Regions from separate parts of the Homo sapiens genome. Here regions 2, 3 and 4 are each linked to region 1. A link is a contact called in ENCODE Hi-C or POLR2A ChIA-PET data. All regions are on one chromosome and are shown on one strand. Each heading gives the region's core, a stretch centred on a gene start or an enhancer-like site at or near the end of the contact. The rest is flanking DNA. Distances are from core to core; before and after follow the strand shown. Region 1 holds the start of SAMD9L (sterile alpha motif domain containing 9 like). Region 2 overlaps CDK6 (cyclin dependent kinase 6). Region 3 overlaps CDK6 (cyclin dependent kinase 6). Region 4 holds the start of CDK6-AS1 (CDK6 antisense RNA 1).

Region 1 (3,301 bases), core at 105-2,604:
TCTGGCAAGGGGCTTACACTTTCCACAGACACAGTCTGCTCGGGTGAGATGCAATACCTTCTTTTAGCTGGTGTCCTCTTTCAGAAATTTAACCAGCCAGTCTCTCTCTGGAAATGCTAAAGATGGAAAAAACAGACTCCAGATTTTTTCTTTCGTTTTAGCCAGTACAATTTTAAGAGCATCTGGATGTATGCTGTTGGAACTAAGTAACAATCAAAATGACCATGATTAGTGTGGACAAATTTTGTGATTGCCTTGACTTAAGTCTTGGCTTTCTAGGGGCCCTCAGTGTCCTGTTTTGAAACAATTGTGAAGACAAATATTATCTTTAGCAACGTTGGTTATTGACAAAGGAGTTGCAGGTTGGCATCCTCAACACTTCAGTTTTCTCTCTTTGATGCTCAGCAAGAATTTCCAAGTCAGCAAACTCTCAGGGACAAGCCCACCCCATCTTTGAGAGACCCTCAGCAACACCGCTGATATCCATGCCCTAGGGAGGTGTTCTGCTCTGCAGGATTCTTAGAACTGATGTAGGGGAAACACACTTCAGAATCTGGCTGTAGCCCAGGAGAGCTACCCACACCCTCCTTGCATAGTCTGGCAGACAGAAGCCACACAAGCAAGTTAGTTTCGTTTTCCTGAAGAACACTTTGCATTTTTTTTCTTAGTTTTCAACCAGATTGCTGGATAAGATGTATGTGAATGAAATACTTTAATAGAATAATATTTAGCCTCTGCAGAGTATTAACTTTGATAAAATGTAAAAGTTTTAATAACATCTTACGTTATGAAGACAGAATTTTGTGTAATTACACAAGATCACACGTTCCTTTAGAATCTTCAGTGCTTAAATTCCTGACCCTGTTTGCATCGTTTCTCTATCCTCTTTTCCAAAGCCTGCCTGCCACAATCAGAAACCCTCCCACTATCCTAATTACACTTAATGGTATGTTTCTTTTTAGAAGAGCACTTACAAAGTTATTATCAGTTAAATATACTGACATGTATTTAATCCATTGATTTTTCTAATTACTCTAGTATTTTTATAAGTAATCGTTTATGTACAAACATATATTTATATAAAAAGTACAGCTGAAGTTTTAAAAAATAGCTGTCGCCTCAAAAGCATAACAAATAAAGGTTTAATGATTCAGTTTACTTACCAGGATTTTCCTGAAAATGTCATCGTTTTATATCAGAAACTTGAAACAGGCCATTTGAACTTTTGCTGTCTCATTCCTCTTCTGATGGCTAGGAGACATGAAGTGTAAGGATCCTTTTTTAAAAACTGAGGCATTAAATTGTGAAGTCTTCTGTTCTCCCAGTACTCTGACTTTCTGAGGGTGTGTCAGAGTGCCAGTTGAGAAGCAGGAGGAAGTTGAAGTATAGACAGTTTCAGTTTTGCTTTAGAACATTCTTTTTTCTTGAGTTTAGAAGGATCTGAAATGTTTTTTAATCAATAACATTACCAAAAATATCAATAAATTTGAATCACTGCTTAGAAACTGTTTACCAGGCAGATTTTTAAGTTATAAGAGTTAAGGAATAAGGAAACAACAAACAAACAAACAAAAAAACCCAGTGACCCAAAAAACTACCTACAGGACAAAGAGAATGGAAATACCAGGGAGAAAATTAATATGTCAGTGCAATCTAAGTTCCTGTTACTGGTTGAATTGTGTCCCCCAAACATTCATATGTTAAAGTCCTAATCCTCACTCCCTCCAAATGTAACTGTATTTGGAGATAAGGTCTTTCAGGAGATAATTAAGTTAAAATGAGGTCATTAGAGTGTCTGTAATTGAATCTGACTGTGTCCTTGTAAGAAGACGAGATTGGGACACAGACACATACAGAGGGAAGACCATGTGAAGACACAAAGAAAAGATGGCCATCTACAAGCCAAGGAGAGAGACATCAGAAGAAACCAACCCTGATAATGTCAGAGACATTCGAACCAGAGTGACTCCATTTTGAATGAGGGCTACGAAAATGAGGCTGAGACTTGCTGGGCTGCCTTCTCAGAAAGGTAGGCATTCCTAGCCTCTAGATGTTTATGATTAAGGGAGCAAATTAATAATATTTACTAAGCAGACCGTGACTTGGGAGTGTCCAGATATCCCAATATCTGGAGAACAGAGGCATTCTTAATTTTGCTTTAAAGAAAATAATATTGATTCTTGCAAAATACACTAATTAAGAAAATTAATTCTTTATCAGAAACCCTTGTAGCAAAACACATCTCTCCATATATACAAGCATTGTACCTAGGGTGGATGTGTTCCTCCTCTTACTTTCGGGAACGTCCTACTCTGTCTGTGGAGTAGCTGTCCTTTTACCACTGTACTTTCTTAATAAACTTGCTTTTACTTTGCACTGTGGACTCGCCCTGAATTCTTTCTTGCATGAGCTCCAAGAACCCTCTCTAGGGGTCTGGATTGGAACCCTGGTCCTGTAACATTTCTGGCAACCATGAGGGACCGATACTGAAGAACCTCCCCACCAACCCAAAGGAAATGGACTATAGCACTGATTGGATGACTTTGGGTAAGTGGTGGGGTACCCGGGTAAAGAATGGGATTGGGTTAGAGGCCCAACTTAGGGGAATTAGAGTCTCTCCGAAGACAGGGTGAATTAGAGACCCCTGTTAATAAAAGGCAAAGATGCTTGACTGACCTCGGATTAGAGGACCAACTTAAAAGGTTTAGAGTTCCTTCTAAGATTTAGGGGGTTAGAGGGCCCTCTCAGTAAAGTCCCTCTCTGCTAAAAAAGGGTTTGGCACTGCAGGCTATGCACTTTGTATTAATCTGCCTTGTCCTCCTTGCTGCATAAATCAATTTCTTGGTTGCTGTCTGTGTTTCACTGTCATTTTCGGGAGACTTTATCTAAATGGTCTTAGGGATTTTAACTTACTCTTTTCCTATGTGCCTCCTGATTTCCATGTGTCTGCTCTTGAAACATTGGGAACAAAAAGCATTGACGGCTCCGTCTTTAAAATTGCTGATTGAGATTTGGTATTCAACAGCTATGAGCAATAAAATTAGATTATGTTTTGTTGCTGCTATGCCGACTAGGTGTGATCGAGAAGCACTAGGATGGAAATCAGGGGACTCTGATGTTTTGTTTCACTTTGCACACTAAAAACACTTCTTTCCTTTCTTGCATTCAGGCAAACCGGCTTTGCTTGTTCAATCCACACTGTCTCTATTGCCCAGAACCTGCTTGCTCTGGTCATTCCCATCTAAATCCTCTTCATTTCCCTTGCCTTATTCAACATTTTTGTCAAAGTCCATGTTGTGGT
Region 2 (3,143 bases), core at 466-2,965, 430 kb before region 1:
CTCTAGGCACTGGAGAATCGTAAGGATTCATTCATTCATTCACCATGTACTCAAGTGCCCACCTCGTGCAAGGAAGGCACTGTAGGAAATGCTAAAATACATTATTTGGACTGAGTGAATAAAAATGGATATGGCCAATGTTACAGAATTTGAGAAACATTATCTTGACTCAGAAACTTACACTATGATATTATCAAAGCCTAAGCAAAATATTGCCACCTCTCCTTTCCTTAAAAGGAAGCAGTGACAGCTCTAAAATACAAGCAGCTCACGTGTCCAAAGAATTAAAGAGGACACAAAAATCCAAATTATTGAAATGTTGCTTTATATTCAATTCCAAGGACCATGTCTCATACTCCTATGAGTATGAATATAACACTTGCGTTGAGTTAAGCAAATTTAGGGGAGATGGAATTATCTCATTAAATAGAACTCTTCAGAGAAGCCCCTAAACTAGCACAGAGGCATATTCCCAAAAATGTTAAATGTAGGAGGCAAAATGTTTTTTCATCTTCTGGATCCCTGAGAAGCCCTTTACTTGAAAAACTTTCTGAAGCATATGGTCTCATTAATCTTAAGACAATGCTTAGTCTTTATATCCAGTTTGGCCTCAGGCTTTTGAGATTTTGAATGGCATCATATAGGGTGTCCGTATGAAAAACAGGCCCAGGCATGGTAGCTCATGTCTGTAATCTCAGCACTTTGGGAGGCTGAGACAAGAGGATTGCTTGAGGAATTTGAGATCAGCCTGGGCAACATAATGAGACCCCCATCTCTTAAAAAAAAAAAGAACGTAGCTGGGCGTGGTGGTGTGAACCTGTAGTCCTACTACTTGGGAGGCTGAGGCAGGAGGATGGCTTGAGCCCAGGAGTTGGAGCCTGCACTAAGCTATGACTGTGCCATTGCACTCTAGCCTGGACGACACAGCAAGACCTGGTCAAGGAAAGGAAAGGGGAAAGGAAAGGGAAAGGGGAAGGAGAAGGGGAAAGGAAAGGAAAAAGGAAGGAAGGAAGGAAGGGAGGGAGGGAGGGAAGGAAGAAAGGAAGGGAAAGGAAAGAAGAAAGAAAGAAAAAGAAAGAAAGAAAGAAAAGAAAGAAAAGAAAAGAAAAAGAAAGAAAGAAAAGAAAAAGAAAGAAAGAAAGACAGACAACCAGATTCTCTGTATCATACCCTGATAGATGCTGGCTGAACAAATGTAGGAAAAAAGCAAGGAACTTCTGGCTCTTTCTCCGAGTAAAACATCCTCCAGGCAGTAGCATTACAGTTGAACTGTTTTTGTCCAGAACTAATTCGCAACAGTGACCACTTATGAAGGAGCTAGAATTAGGTGAGTCAAATGAATGACTATCTTTTATAAACAAGGGAATCAGTCATTTGATTCACTTCGCAAATCCACTTGGTGCAATTAGATAGCCACATGCATGCACATGCACCAACAGCAGCTTTCTGTGCAGTATGGAATACATTCTCTTTCTACATGGCAGAAATTCTCACAGTGGTCATCGATATTTGCCTTCACCGTGGAGGCAGAGCTAACCTATCAGATGGTAACTCAAATGTGTTTTATTACCACTGAGAACGCGCAGTGGAGAATCTGGATGGGTTTTCATGTTTGTTTTGGCTCTGGCATTTTCCATGTACCCAGCCCTGGGAATCCTAAAGAAAACGTGTCCTGTTCCCAGCTCTGTGCACTGCCCCCATTGTGTTCCACTTCCCTCACTGGTGAAAGTGAAAACGAAACCGGCACAAACCCTCCATTGTTAACTATGAAATATGTACTGGCAACTGGATGTTTTAACAAAACAGACCTGGTTGTGTCATGGCAAGATGTTGAGAGGGGAAGGAGTCACAGGAGCCCTTCCTGCTTCAGAGGTGTGTCCTGCACTTTCGCTGAGGTGCCGAGGCGACGGGGCTTTGGGTTTTTTCCATTATACTCATGTAATGTTCTTGGTTTGATTTATTCAGTATGCACTGGCAGCTTTTGGAGGCTTCTGTGGGAGCTACTCGGCTGCCCAAGCCGAGGCACAAACCCTGCCAGGTCTCCATAGTAAATACAACACGCACGAAGAGGAAACAAGCATAAACAATTTATTTTCTCCTGTAAAAGATGACATTGTTCTCCGATCTCTGGTCCTGCTTCACTTTGTCACTTGGTGGTGCCAACTGGGTGCCGTGGAATGAGTTATTCCAAACACACACACACACCCCAAGCACGAATTGCATGACGCGCACATTCACAGGGCCCACATCCAGGCGCGTTCAACAGGAGGATGCTGGTGACCTCTTTAAGCATCCCACATTTTGACCTGGGTAAGGAGGGAGGGCTTCCCTGGCCCTTAGCCTAGGCAGGTTCTTGAGCCTTATCATATGGCCTCATAAAACCATATCCCTTTCCTTTATTGCATTTATCTCTGTTTCTAACTAGACATTTCTTTGTGTGACTATCTGATTCAGATCTATCTCTCCATCTCGCTTGTAAGCTCTCTGACCTTGTCCATTTCCATTCACCATCATCCCTCAGCTTCACTGACAGCGTCTGCACATAGAAAGTGATCAGTAATTATTTGTTGACTGAAAGCCACAACTCCATTTCATTGATTTTCTCCCCTAGGCTTATCAAAGTTTCTGAATCCACGAGGTTCCGTTAGTGTTACTAAATGCTATCAACACTGAGGTCAGAGTAAGGAAGGAATATCATCAGAGGCACAGGAAGGGGATGTAAGTAATTTTTTTTTCTTCAACTTTAAGTTCCAGGGTACATGTGCAGGATGTACAGGTTTGTTACATAGGTAAACGTGTGCCATGGTGGTCAGCTACACAGACCATCCCATCACCTGGGTATCAAGTCCAGTATTCATTAGCTATTCTTCCTGATGCTTTCCCTGGCAATTTTTGTAATACTTCTGGTATTAAATAAGTTAATGATCTCAAATAAAGCAATATTGGGAATCTTATCAGTTACAGATTTAAAAAAAAATTTCCAAAATTAAGTTTTGTACTTTGTACAGCTGTCGAATAAAAGTCTTCTCATGTTTAACATTTACTTGTTGTCTTTTTGTAATTTCTATGGAATAAAGGGTGTTTTCAGAACATGTATATCTTTTATTAGTGAAGGTAATATGGAAAAAAAGATTCTTGGAGAA
Region 3 (2,950 bases), core at 343-2,842, 470 kb before region 1:
GCCTAGGCCTTTTCTCTTGAGATGCTACCTCTTGGAACCCAGCTGTCATGCTGTGAGAAGCCCATGAAGATGCCCTGGTTGACAGCCCCAGTTGAGCTCTCAGCTGAAAGCCTGCGAATGAGCCATCTTGGACATTCAAGCCAACTGACCTCCCATATAACTGCAGTCCCAGACAATGTCACACAGAGCAGAACTGCCAGCTGAGTCCGGTCAACTGACAAGATTATGAGTGATAATAAAATGACCGTTTTAAGTCTTTAGATGATTATATGGCAACATCAAATTGGAAAAAGATTCTTGACAGGTTCCCCCTCTATATCTCATCTAACATATTTTGCTTTGAATTCACACATGGGTCAAGTTTTGTTTAAGTAATACTGGTTGATATCTAATGGAGGGATGGTTGTGATATAATAGAAATAAAAAACAAAACACAAAACTGACAATACTGAAACAATGTTACTCAAGTTACCATTTGGCCCCAACATATCTTTCTATCAATGCATCACCTCCCAGAGTATTTTCCATCAATGCATCACCTCCCATAGAACTTCCATAGCCTTTATATCCTAGTCACATCTATACTGCACCACTGGTTTTTAACCCTGCCTGTTCATCAAAATCCCCATGGGGTTTTAGAAAAACTTAGGTGTATAGGTCTTATCTTGTGCCACTGAATTAGACTTTCTGTGGGCTGAACTTTTTGGGTTGGAGTTTTCCTCTTTTGTTCCTTCCTTTTTTTTTTTCTTTTTGAGATGGAGTCTTGCTCTGTTGCCCAGGCTGGAGTGCAGTGGCATGATCTCAGCTCACTGCAACCTCCGCCTCCCGGGTTCAAGCAATTCTCCTGCCTCAGCCTCCTGAGTAGCTGGGACTACAGGCGCACGCCACCACACCCGGCTAATTTTTTTTGTATTTTAGTAGAGACGGGGTTTCACCATGTTGCTCAGGCTGGTCTCGAACTCCTGAGCTCAGGCAATCTGCCTGCCTCAGCCTCCCAAAGTGATAAGATTACAGGCATGAGCCACTGCGCCTCCCCCTTTCTTCTTTTTTTTTTTTTTTGAGTTCTTCAACTAATCCTCACCCTTGGCTATGTTTGAACACCACTAGATTATGCAAGCATATCCCATCGCTCTTGTCTCCATGCTTTTGTTTATATCATTTTCCTAGCCTGGGCAACTCTTCTTTCTCCTCTCCACATATGTAAATTTCACCTATTCTACAAGGCCTAGCCTAGATGCCAGCACCACCCTGTTGCAGCACCAGCTGCTATCTGAAAATCATACCTTGTAACATAGCTCATAATATGGTTTGTTCCTGAGGACATGGCCCTGCCTTAATCTATGTTTATATCTGTAAATGCCTATCACAGTACTGTAAACACAACAATAAGGGCTTATACACCTATCAAATTAATCCTTTTAAGGCAATCATTCCTAGAAAGATAACTGGGCAAAATTCAATGACCAGTCATTTCCAAAAGGGAAGGTATTGTTTTTGCTAAGAAGAGTGTCCAATACTGGGGTCTAGTTTTAGTTACATTACTTGTTTCTGCTTTATTAATATTTCTAGCTGGAGGAACACTTCTTTGCTTCCCTGACACACTGTAAACAAAACTGCAGGTGCAAACTGTCTGTAAGGTTCCACTTGAGTGGTTGACAGAAATACACAGATATCATGAAGGCACACACTTATCTTTCTACCTCAATTCAAAATAAAGTCTAGCAACATAAAAAGAAAAGTTTAATCTGAATACAGCCTTATTTTAAGCTGTTCTAAGGAAAATATTATTTCTTTCTTTTTTCTTTTTAGACAGGGTCTTGCTCTGTTGCCCAGACTGGAATGCAATGGTGCGATCTTGGCTCACTGCAATGTCCACCTTCCAGGCTGAAGCGAGTCTCGTGTCTCAGCCTCCCAGGTAGCTGGGACTACAGGCACACGCCACCACACCTGGCTAATATTTTTGTATTTTTTGTAGAGATAGGGTTTCACCATGTTGGCCAGGCTGGTCATGAACTCCTGGCCTCAGGTGATCTGCCCACCTCAGCCTCCCAAAATGCTGGGATTACAGGTGTGAGCCACTGTGCTCAGCAAGAAACTGGTTTCTGATTGATTACCCATCCTAAAAAACTTTAGTAAGGCTGACTGTCTTCATTTTCAATACTTCAGTCAGTTATACCTATTATGATAAATAAATGTATAGACAGTCAAAATCATAATAACAATATTGATATGTTAGGGAAATTCCCTCTATTCCTTTTAAAATTTAGTTACCACTCAAAATGTAGAATGAATTTTTATCAAATGCTTTTTAAAATGTCTATTAATAATGACCATATAATCATTTGCCTTTGTTTTATTAATGACGTATTAGTTACATTAACAGATTTCCCAATATTGTAGCATCCTTGCCTTCTTGGAATAAATCATTTCTGATTGTGTATTATTCTTTTAAGACACTCTGAAATTCTATTTGCTAGTATCTATTCAGGATATTGACTTATATTCATAAATGAGGCTGATCTGTAGTTTTCTTTTTTGTGTTAATTTTTCATGTTTTGTTATCAGGGATATTCAAGCTTCCAATCTTTATTATATTCTGGAATAGTACAAACAACAGAAGAATAATCAGTTTCTTGAGGGTCAAACAATCTCGCTCATAGAGCTGTCTGGATCTTTGTTAGCAGTGTGTCTTAACGGTCTTTTGAATTTCTTCTTGGTAATTAGTCTGCTCAGCTTTCAACCTCTTTAGAAGCCAATTTTCGTAATGATAAAGGATTTTCCTACGAACATTCTTAATCTAGATTTAAAAATGTATTGACTTAAATTTGAACATAGTATTTCTTATAATCATTTTAATTTCATCTGTTTCCTTGGTTATACTGATTTTCTTTTTCTTAATGTTGTAAATTTTTGTTTTCTCTTTATATCTGTCAGGTTTGTCAGAAGTTTA
Region 4 (3,197 bases), core at 360-2,859, 310 kb before region 1:
CAAAGCGCCAGAGTAGGGTACCCTAACTTTCCCTCCCCATTCAGCAGCTATCTGGGACCTAGGGGGCCTCCCTCCTCCAGGGCCGCCGCGGCCTCGGCAGGACTTTCACCACGACGGCCGCATGTCCGGAATTCCCGGGGCACCTCGGAATTACCTGCCTCGCAACCGCTGGCCCGCTCGCCTTTTGCCAGGAATTAAACAAACGGCGCGACCCCCACGATGAGCGGGTGGAGCGGACCGCGGCGAGAGCAGAGCTTCTGGCACTCACTACATTCAGAACTTTCCTTAAAAGCCGAGGAAAGAGCCCCCAGGGACTGCCCGGGGGTCTGAGCCAGGTCGAGGGCCACACAGGTAGCCGGGGAGCCGCCGCCGGCCGCCCAACCCGCCTGTCCTGCATCCCCCCAACCCCCTCCCGCTCGAGTCTAGCCCCGGGCTCCGCAGCGAAGGAAGCGTCGGGGACGTCCCACCCCCGCAGGGAACTGCGCCTGCTGCCCCCGCCGGGCCCCGCACTGCCCTGGCTCTCCCCCCACTCGCCCCCCAGACGGTCGGCTTCGGCGGAGAGAAACGGGAGCAGCAATGCCTTTTCCCCCCCTCTCCTCCACTTTTTTTTGTTGTTGTTGTTGCTTTCCCACGCTGGCTGAATGTGACTTGACCCCATTTCAAAAAAAGTTTGACATAGTGCTTCAACATTTCCGCATTCCTCCGCGACTACAAAGGCTGCAGCCGCCTCCTTCTGCTTTCTGTCTCTGCTCTCTGTCTTCACACTCAATGAAATCCTTCATGCGCCTCTCCCGAAGCCTGCCAAGCACCACAAGGGTCGCCACCAGCACAGCGACAAGAGGCCACACCGGGGACCGCGACTCCCGCGTGTGCGCACACGCAGATGCGCCCATATGCACACGGACGGGCGCGCTGCGGGGACCAGGGCTGCTCACTGCGGGGCGTGTGTTTAACTCCAATATTTTAAATTATAAAAGTAAACTTGGAAACTACAGCAAACGTGCGTCTTCGCGGGGCTCCAAGCCTGGGCACTGGCCGGCTGCGTGCACTTTTCTGTGTATAACACGCCCGCAGGAAGCCTGCGTTAACATTTATCTCGTGGAGGGGAAGGTGGAGCCCACACCCACACCTCAGCGAGCTGGAGAGGGAGTTTTCGAGGGGGAAATGCAAGCACATTCTCCAGCATGGAGTCCCTAGAGGCAGTGCATTTTAAACCCTAAATGTGAATTATTATGTGAGTGTCCGAGTAGAGTTCCAGTTCCGTTTGGAGAAACTGTATGAGGCGTGTTCCGTGTGGGTGTGTGTGCGTACGGATACGTGGAAGCAGGATCTCGGTGTCGCGGGTGTCCCTAGGCTGGGATCTCCCCCTCTCATCAGATAAGGAGAATCCTCTAGCTCCCCAAAACTGGCCCCCATAACCAATCCCGTCTCAGTTCGTAAGGGGTTAACCAAAGCCGATTCCAAGGAAACACAGGTCCCCCCCACCCCCCGCCACCCTCCACTTACCCCACCCACAGTTCTGCCTCGGACCCCGGCCAATCCCCCAGATCTCCCCCGGGACCCCCCACCCCGCAGCCCACCCACCCGAGCGCACAGCTCCTCACCTGAGGGGCCCAGTCGCGTCGGGCCTCCCGAGGGGGCTGCGAGTGTCAGTCGGCTCTCCGCACGTGTCCGCGGCCTCGCGGAGCAGGTAATCAGACTCTGGGGAAGGAGTTACCAGCACTCTCTCCGGCGAGGGGGTGGGCACAGCGGCGGAGGGCGGAGGGACGGCGGAGGGCGCCGCCCGCGCCGCTCGCTGGGGGCGGACGGGGGCCGCTGGGCTCCGGCCGGCGCTGGGGGCCCCAGCCGGGGAGGCAGCTGGGGCGACCGTGCGGGGTGGGGGCAGGGACCCGCGAAGCCAACTCTGCCGGAGACCCACCCCCCGGCGGGGCTGGGGGCTCGTGGCGCAGTGGCAAGAAAGTGTGCAAATTAAAGCCTTCCGGAGAGAAATGAGGCGGCCGAGTCCCGGCAGTGCTCCGAGCTCCGGGCTCCCTAGCTCCCTTCTACGAGTCGGGGGCTAGAAGGGCGCGGTGGGGGTGGGGGTGGGGGGGAGAGTTAAATGAAAATTTCCGGCTTTCGCTGAAACTGTAGTAGGGGGATCCTGCGACTAAAATAAGCGGCATTAGTGGGAGAGAGTGGGACGTGTCGTCGGGAGTCGGCGGAGTTTCCAAACCCAGGGTCGCCCAGAGTTGGGGTTTTGACAGGGTGAAGCGGGGGGCATCCTCACTGTGTGACGTGGACGGATGGGAAAAACACAAAACAACCAACAATAATTATGAGCGGCCAATGGGGGTGGTAAATACCAATACTTTCCAAGAAACTGAAAAATCAGACCAAAAAATAACTCTTCTCTTAAAAAAATAAAGAAAAAGTTTGGCAGGATGCCTTGCAGAAAAGAAAATACTAATCTATCCAAGCACTTTTCACTTTCAGCATGAGCTACATTTGTTTTGTTTTCCTTCGCTTCCTTTCTGCCTCACAAAGCCCTATCTTTTCCTTTTAGACAGAGGATATGGTTTGGAAATTGTCAGGCACTCTTATGGTTAACGATCTACTTGAAGGGGCTGGCGGGCTCACAATTATTAAGTGGTTAGTAACTGCTGAGGGTTCACTAACGTATTTCAGAGGAGCTAAAAAGACTAAAATTTAGTGTAAATAATAGAACTGCAGATAGTAGATACATACACAAAAAGAGGAGTGCTCAGTTTAAATGCATTATTGGAAATCTGAAATTTGAAACCTTGTAAGAATGTATACTTTACCTGCTGAGAAACCCTTGAATACAATTATTTCAGGTGAAAATTAGATTTTGGAGAAAAAAAAGTCTTTAAAACTTTCTACAATGGAGTAAAAGAAAACTTGAAATAGCTGTCTTTTTGGAAAGAATTTGGTGTTCTCCCCAAAATCTCTATCTGTAGAATACTTGAAACCCTTTAAAACATCTTAAAGCAAAACTTTTCACAAAATTATTTACTTAAGTGCTTTGTAGAAAAATTAAAACCTGGCAAAATTCTGTTTGAATTGGAAATACTACTTCTATAAATCTTTTGACTTTAAAACCATGTTACTAATCTCACAGTAAATCAAATTTTTGCCTTTATAAAACTGATTCTATGTTATAGTGTGAGGTAAGGCTAGGGAAATAAAAATTGATGCAT

Evidence for each region. Hi-C counts contacts between places; a loop is a spot of excess contacts on that map. ChIA-PET counts read pairs that join two places held with the same protein, here RNA polymerase II (POLR2A). Pooled maps may share reads with other maps.
Region 2: a loop to region 1 is called in a pooled map, with 5 times the contacts of the local background. The contact joins the enhancer-like site here to the promoter of SAMD9L in region 1. A Hi-C loop is called at or near these places in 1 of 37 single-sample maps with no recorded cell type and 5 of 50 pooled maps. POLR2A ChIA-PET finds 5 or more read pairs at or near these places in 2 of 52 experiments (Caco-2 and activated T-cell).
Region 3: a pooled map shows a loop between it and region 1 (2.4-fold over the local background). The contact joins the enhancer-like site here to the promoter of SAMD9L in region 1. A Hi-C loop is called at or near these places in 3 of 50 pooled maps. POLR2A ChIA-PET finds 5 or more read pairs at or near these places in 2 of 52 experiments (AG04450 and GM10248).
Region 4: a loop to region 1 is called in a map of naive thymus-derived CD4-positive, alpha-beta T cell, with 4 times the contacts of the local background. The contact joins the promoter of CDK6-AS1 here to the promoter of SAMD9L in region 1. A Hi-C loop is called at or near these places in 2 of 168 maps with a recorded cell type or tissue (both naive thymus-derived CD4-positive, alpha-beta T cell), 6 of 37 single-sample maps with no recorded cell type and 14 of 50 pooled maps. POLR2A ChIA-PET finds 5 or more read pairs at or near these places in 1 of 52 experiments (naive thymus-derived CD4-positive, alpha-beta T cell).

The regions. Positions count from the first base shown.
Region 1 is chr7:93,147,031-93,150,331 of GRCh38, forward strand. SAMD9L (sterile alpha motif domain containing 9 like) reads right to left here and starts at 1,355. Exons shown (of 5, transcript NM_152703.5): 1 at 1,164-1,355; 2 at 1-116. RefSeq lists an enhancer at 555-654.
Region 2 is chr7:92,716,401-92,719,543 of GRCh38, forward strand. All of the region lies in intron 4 of CDK6 (cyclin dependent kinase 6), which reads right to left. Among named protein-coding and RNA genes, the nearest start is that of CDK6-AS1, 120 kb to the right of the region's middle. RefSeq lists enhancers at 1,478-1,527, 1,548-1,847. Within about 2 kb of position 1,716, at least 30 of the 41 ENCODE cell types and tissues checked have a DNase peak (open chromatin) inside an H3K27ac peak, as active enhancers do.
Region 3 is chr7:92,673,044-92,675,993 of GRCh38, forward strand. The region is part of intron 4 of CDK6 (cyclin dependent kinase 6); the gene reads right to left. Among named protein-coding and RNA genes, the nearest start is that of FAM133B, 84 kb to the left of the region's middle. Within about 2 kb of position 1,593, at least 2 of the 41 ENCODE cell types and tissues checked have a DNase peak (open chromatin) inside an H3K27ac peak, as active enhancers do.
Region 4 is chr7:92,834,874-92,838,070 of GRCh38, forward strand. It overlaps CDK6-AS1 (CDK6 antisense RNA 1), which reads left to right and starts at 1,610. Exons shown (of 2, transcript NR_110088.1): 1 at 1,610-1,690. CDK6 (cyclin dependent kinase 6) reads right to left here and starts at 1,700. Exons shown (of 8, transcript NM_001145306.2): 1 at 1,605-1,700. RefSeq lists silencers at 283-532, 1,643-2,002 and an enhancer at 1,113-1,192.